Linked DNA regions of Mus musculus: region 2 is linked to region 1. Evidence: chromatin contacts called from ENCODE Hi-C data. All regions are on one chromosome and are shown on one strand. Each heading gives the region's core, a stretch centred on a gene start or an enhancer-like site at or near the end of the contact. The rest is flanking DNA. Distances are from core to core; before and after follow the strand shown.

Region 1 (2,786 bases), core at 173-2,672:
TTCTTTCTTTCTTTCTTTCTTTCTTTCTTTCTTTCTTTCTTTCTTTCTTTCTTTCTTTCTTTCCCTCTTTCTTTCTTTCTGGAAAGTACTGATGGGGAAAAGCCATAAGTTCTGGGACAAAGCTCCAGGCCTGTCCCTGCCCCCAACCCCTGCCCTTCACCTTTGCTCTAAGCAGGCGAGAGAGCCAGGGGCCTGCTGACAGTCTTTCTTTGCCCTGGTTTCTGCCATCCTCCTGTGTAAATCCAGCTGCCTGTGCCCGAGTCAGAGGACTTCCTGAAAGGCCCTTGGCTGCAGGATGGCCCTCACACTCTGGTCTGTGTCAGGCTGCAAGGTTTTCAGAGTGAAAACTTGTTGCTCTGCCTTAATGTCAGCTGTTTCCTTTCTGGTCACACTGTGCCTTCCCTCTGCCATGTCCTCCCCCACATCTGGAGGAAGGTGTCCCCTGCACTAAGCCAGTGCCAATCAGATCACTCCTTCCTTCCTTTGCCACAGCAATTGGCTTGGAGATGGAACTTAGACTTATTCTTGCCAATGAGTTCCATCCTGCGCATCTGTGTCTATGCTGGGTGCAACAGTCAGCACAAGGCAGGGTCTGCTGCAGTAATAGGCAGCCTTGAAGTTTCAGCAAGGGCAACCCAAGCTCTTTGGGCCCTCCTTACTGTTCCCTTGATCCATGTTCAAGGGCACCAGGTGATGGGTGGTACCTCACCTCACCAGGCATCAAGGATGAAAATGTGCAGTCACGGAGGTGGGCTTTCTGAAGCTGGCCGAGCTGCTTAAGCATGGGGCCCTGTTGACCACCTTGGGCCCAGTTCTGTCTCAGAGAAAGAGTTCCTCTCCCTACTATGCCTCCAGCCCTCCCTTCTTGTGTACCTCGATTGGATTCTAAGGGTTGGCTCGAGTGACAGCCTTGCTTGCTGCATCCCCAGACTCACTTCCACAGTGTCTTGGCATAGAAGGGGCTAGGGAAACACCTCACTACTTAAGCTTCTCTCAGCAGGACTGAGGCCCAGAGCTTGGCCCCCAGAACTCACATGAAAGACAGATGTGGGTGAATGTGCCATCCCAGAGCCAGGGAGTCAGAGGCAGGCAGATGCTAGGGTTCACTGGCCAGCTTAGCTTACCTCTAAGGCTGACCTCTGCCTGCCACACACATTCACACACTTGCATACAGAAGGAGCTCTTTATGAGCACACAGTAGGAGGCATCCTTAAGCACACAGTAGGACATACCTACAAAGCCATAAGTGCTGGTACCACTAAGGTAAGCATCTGGAACCTAGGCTAGTAGTTACCTGGGCCATTTCAGGGAGCTCTGTCTTGGCTGTGGCCCCCTCTGGGGTGCACTTTGTTGAGCTGAGCTGGGTTGGGGAGGGGCTCGGAGAGAGGGTTGGTGTCTCCCTTGGGGTCACCAGGGGTCAATGAGCAGGGGTTGGGCTTATGAATTTCCTCTCAGGGCCCCAGACAATGGGGGCTTATTTGGTAATGTTGTTTCCTTGGCAACCATCTCTGTTCTGGAGAGTGGAGGTACTGGGGGTGGGGGAGGGCTGTGGAGAGAGAGGGGTTGCTGGAGGGGACACCTACTTTTAAGGTGCAAAACAGAGGCTAGTCTGTGTGGGTGTCTTACCTTCTCTGGAACTTGTCATTTCTAGGACAATTCCTTGCATTTTAAGGACATCTAGAGAGCTGAGTTTGAGTTTAGACATCTAACTCACTGTGTGACCTTGGGTCGATGACTTGCCCTCTCTGAATTTCAAGTTTTTCTCCTGTGAAGTAGGGGTAATTCTTTGTAGGGTGATTTGGGAGAGACAAGCACATTATGGGGCGTGACAGAAGGCCCTTCTGAGCACTTGTTTCTCATTTGATTGGTTCTTACTGCTTGGATTTAGTCACCTCCTTGGTCAGCATCTTAGAGTCACTGTTGTTGTGATGAGACACCACAACCAGCATGGGGAGGAAAGGGTTAATTCTGCTCACACTTCCACACCACAGCCCATCACCAAAGAAAGTCGGGAAAGGAACTCAAGCAGGGAAGGAACCTGGAGGCAGGAGCTGATGCAGAGGCCATGGAGGGTGCTGCTTACTGGCTTCCTCACCATGGCTTGCTCAGCCTGCCTTTTTTTTTTTTTTTTTTAAAGATTTATTTATTTATTTATTTATTATATGTAGCTGTCTTCAGACACTCCGGAAGAGGGAGTCAGATCTTATCACGGGTGGTTGTGAGCCACCATGTGGTTGCTGGGACTTGAACTTCGGACCTTTGGAAGAGCAGTCGGGTGCTCTTACCCACTGAGCCATCTCACCAGCCCTCAGCCTGCCTTCTTATAGAACTCAGGGCCACCAGCCCAAGGATGGCTCCACCAACAACGGGATTGCCACACCCATAATGGGCTGACCACACCCACAATGAACTGGCTCCACCCACAATGGGCGGGCCCCCATCAATCACTAATCAAGAAAACTGCCCATAGGCTTATGGCGGTATTTTTACATCAAGGCTTCTCCTCTTTGAGGACTCTAGCAGCACAGAAAGCTTCCAGAGTCACACAGATCTGGAATTTCTAAGGACCAAGGTGGTTGTTCTGGGAGCTTGGCTGCCGAAGGGTCTTCATTATTGGTCATGAGTCACTTTCTGGCATGTGAAGAGACTGAGGTCAAGTCTAGGGTGCCCTTGTCCTGTCTCCCTGCCGCACCCTCCCTGTATATGGATTTGAGTGCCTCATTCCTGGCTGCCAGGGCTGCTTTGGTGCTGAGGCAGGGGCGGCAGCCTTGCAGGGCTGTTTTGTA
Region 2 (2,700 bases), core at 130-2,629, 760 kb after region 1:
AGTAGACAGGGCCATAGGGTAGGCAACTGTCTCAGTTTGCCCAGCTCTGAATGGTACAGAGGAGATAGGGGCTCAGCCAGAGCAGCCCTGGGTAAACTGGGTTGCTGGACCCATCTGGTACAGGGAGCCCTGAAGAGTCAGTACTCCCAGGTGGTGAGATGCAGGGCTTCAGGCTTCCCTGCACCACATGCTGAGACCCAGGAGGAGTCTAGGACAGGACGGAGCATACACACAGAGGCAGTCGATATTCCCCAGAGTGAAAGCAATTCCCCCCTACCCCAAGATCTGCCTCTGCATCCTTCAGCATAGCAGGTGAGCATGATCAGTAACAATTAAAAAGTGTTGATCAGCTCATCTGAGTGGGGACAGCAGACTTGTTGGTATTTCAGGGGCCAAGTTTCCCAGCAGCCCCCAGCTGGGCACAGCTGAGCTTTAGCTTCTGGGAGCTGCAGGGTATTTGGAATAAAGGCTCAACCTTGGAGAAGTATTAATGAAAATGTCACAGGCACTAAAGTCAAAGCAGATGTGAAGCCAGCTACACAGGCAGACCTAGCTGATAAGAAACAGCCCAGGAGAGAATAAAAACCTCTTGAGATTAGGTCAAGGACAGAAGGGGGGAGTAGGCACCCAGGGGTCCCCCCATGGCAACTCAGGGGAGCCTGTCGTTCCTGCAGAACAAGCTGACATTTCTGTGCTGCCGTGTTATATATTGACATCCCGACAGGGCAGCGTTTGGAGGCCTCCACATCAGCAAATAAATATTACGTCTCCATCTTCAGCTAAGCAGAGCTGTGGTGCATTCCTATTACTTCATGTGGATTAACCATCTGGAAGTTGAATCAAGCCACAGAGTAAAGAATGGGATCCAATTTTGCATTCACCAAAATAAGCCGTACTAGTCTCAATTTATGGCAGATGGTTATGCAGTCTCAGCGGGCCAAAGAATCTCTCTGCAAAAGAATAAAGTTCATGCCAATTACTGTAATAGGAACCGGTACAACAACTGTGTGAAGCTGACGAAGATCGCAGTGATCGCTGAACAGCTCGTAAACCGTGGGGGGGCCAGGGAGCAATGGGCACCCAGTTAATTCATTAAGATAACGGGAGAGACGAGAAAGCACATGCAGTCATAAAGCAGAAATGTTTCCTCGCAAAATGGGAGAGAGTTGAGAGGCTGTTGTTGGGTCACTCGAGCCACAGGCAGGGGGGAGGAAATGGTTAACGGCAGGAGGCACTCAAGCCAGGAATGGGTTAAATCCTGGGCTGCTCTGTTCCAGTCATTCAAAGCAGACCTGGTCTCAGAATCTGGCGTGAGGCCATTGTGGGTGGAGCCTGGGGGTGAGTGGCAAGAATGAACCGGTGGGAACATTGCAGGCTGCTGCCAGAGGGCCAGGCATACATGCACACCTTTGGGAAAGCGTCTTTGGCTGCAGCAAGCTCAATATGCCTGGATGTACCTGTCCATGGCAGTCTGGGGAGAACGGAGCACTGTATGGAAAGAACACTTTGAGTTCTCCCTGTGAGACTGGCTTCAGGTTACAGCACTGCCTGGCTCCTATACAATGGCCCAGTGTTTACATCTGTCTTTAGATGAAAACTGCTATACTCTTGTAACAGGGTGACCAACGGTCCCTGTTTGTCCATGACTGTCTTGGTTTTAGAGTCAAAGTCTGGCCTCCCAGGAATCCTTTGTCCTGGGCAATGCACGCTGGCTGGTGACTCTAGCTAAGAGCCCAACCAGGGCACGAAGTGTTGTTTTCATGTTTCCTTGTCACAGAGCCATGTCCCATGTTAGTGTCGACAATCCAGACTTTCACTGGCGGGACACCAAGGCTCAGAGGGGTCAAGCTTCATTTGGGGCCTATTGTTCAGTAACGGGGGTGGGTGGGCAGGCATCGGAGTACATGTGCGAGACGCCAAAGCCCTTCAGCCAGCATGGCCTCTGGCAGAGTGTGAGCAGACAGCTCCATGCTAAGACTCCGTGGTTTCAAGCACACTTGCAGGGCTCACTAGCAGGAGACGGGTAGCAACAGTAAGGCCTCCGAGCAAGCACAGGGTCACCATCTCATCCCAGCACTTCCCCACCTCCCAGCATCCTGAGATGATGGCTGCCGCATAGCTGAGCCTTGGGGTAGATCGCAATGAGATGTGAGATCTAGGGCAGTGAAGTCCCACCATGGACAGCACTAACATGCACAGATCCAGACCTCAACCTCATGAGTAGAAAAGCTGTGCCTGTCACTCAGTAGGGGCTGAGAGGAAGACTGGAATCCCAATAGATCCCATATTAACAGGATCCTGAATTCATGGCCCACTAGACCGCCAACAGATACTGTCCTCAGCCAGATAGGCAATGCTGGGCAGGAGTGTAGGGGAAGTGGTCTCTGGTGAAGTAGAACAGCCCTGACCTCAGGGTTGCTCCACCCGGGGATTTACAGGTCAGGCTCCCCTGACACCCCAACTGCTGTCAAGCACACTTAGAAGGAACACACCACAGGCTCCTGGAGACCCCTCATGTCCACAGCACTAACACAAAGCCAGCTGGAGGTTGGGGGGAAGACATGGTACTACTGAGGTAGGGGGCCTCAGTAGGGGGGCAGAGCAGTTACCACCCCTTCCATATTAGTGAGACCTCCGAGTGTGGAGTCTTAGGGTTTGCCTGCCACCATGGAGAAGCTCAGCTGTGCCTCAGAGGACTTT

Evidence for each region. A loop is a pair of places that touch in the nucleus more often than their neighbours do.
Region 2: a map of CH12.LX shows a loop between it and region 1 (4-fold over the local background). The contact joins the enhancer-like site here to the promoter of 1700016B01Rik in region 1. A Hi-C loop is called at or near these places in 5 of 37 maps with a recorded cell type or tissue (CH12.LX, T-helper 2 cell, gastrocnemius and 2 more).

The regions. Positions count from the first base shown.
Region 1 is chr5:112,154,863-112,157,648 of GRCm38, reverse strand. 1700016B01Rik (RIKEN cDNA 1700016B01 gene) reads right to left here and starts at 1,422. Exons shown (of 2, transcript NR_166436.1): 1 at 1,295-1,422.
Region 2 is chr5:111,392,635-111,395,334 of GRCm38, reverse strand. No RefSeq gene overlaps it. Among named protein-coding and RNA genes, the nearest start is that of Mn1, 23 kb to the left of the region's middle. Within about 2 kb of position 1,379, at least 1 of the 3 ENCODE cell types and tissues checked has a DNase peak (open chromatin) inside an H3K27ac peak, as active enhancers do; it is heart, where a contact is called at or near this core.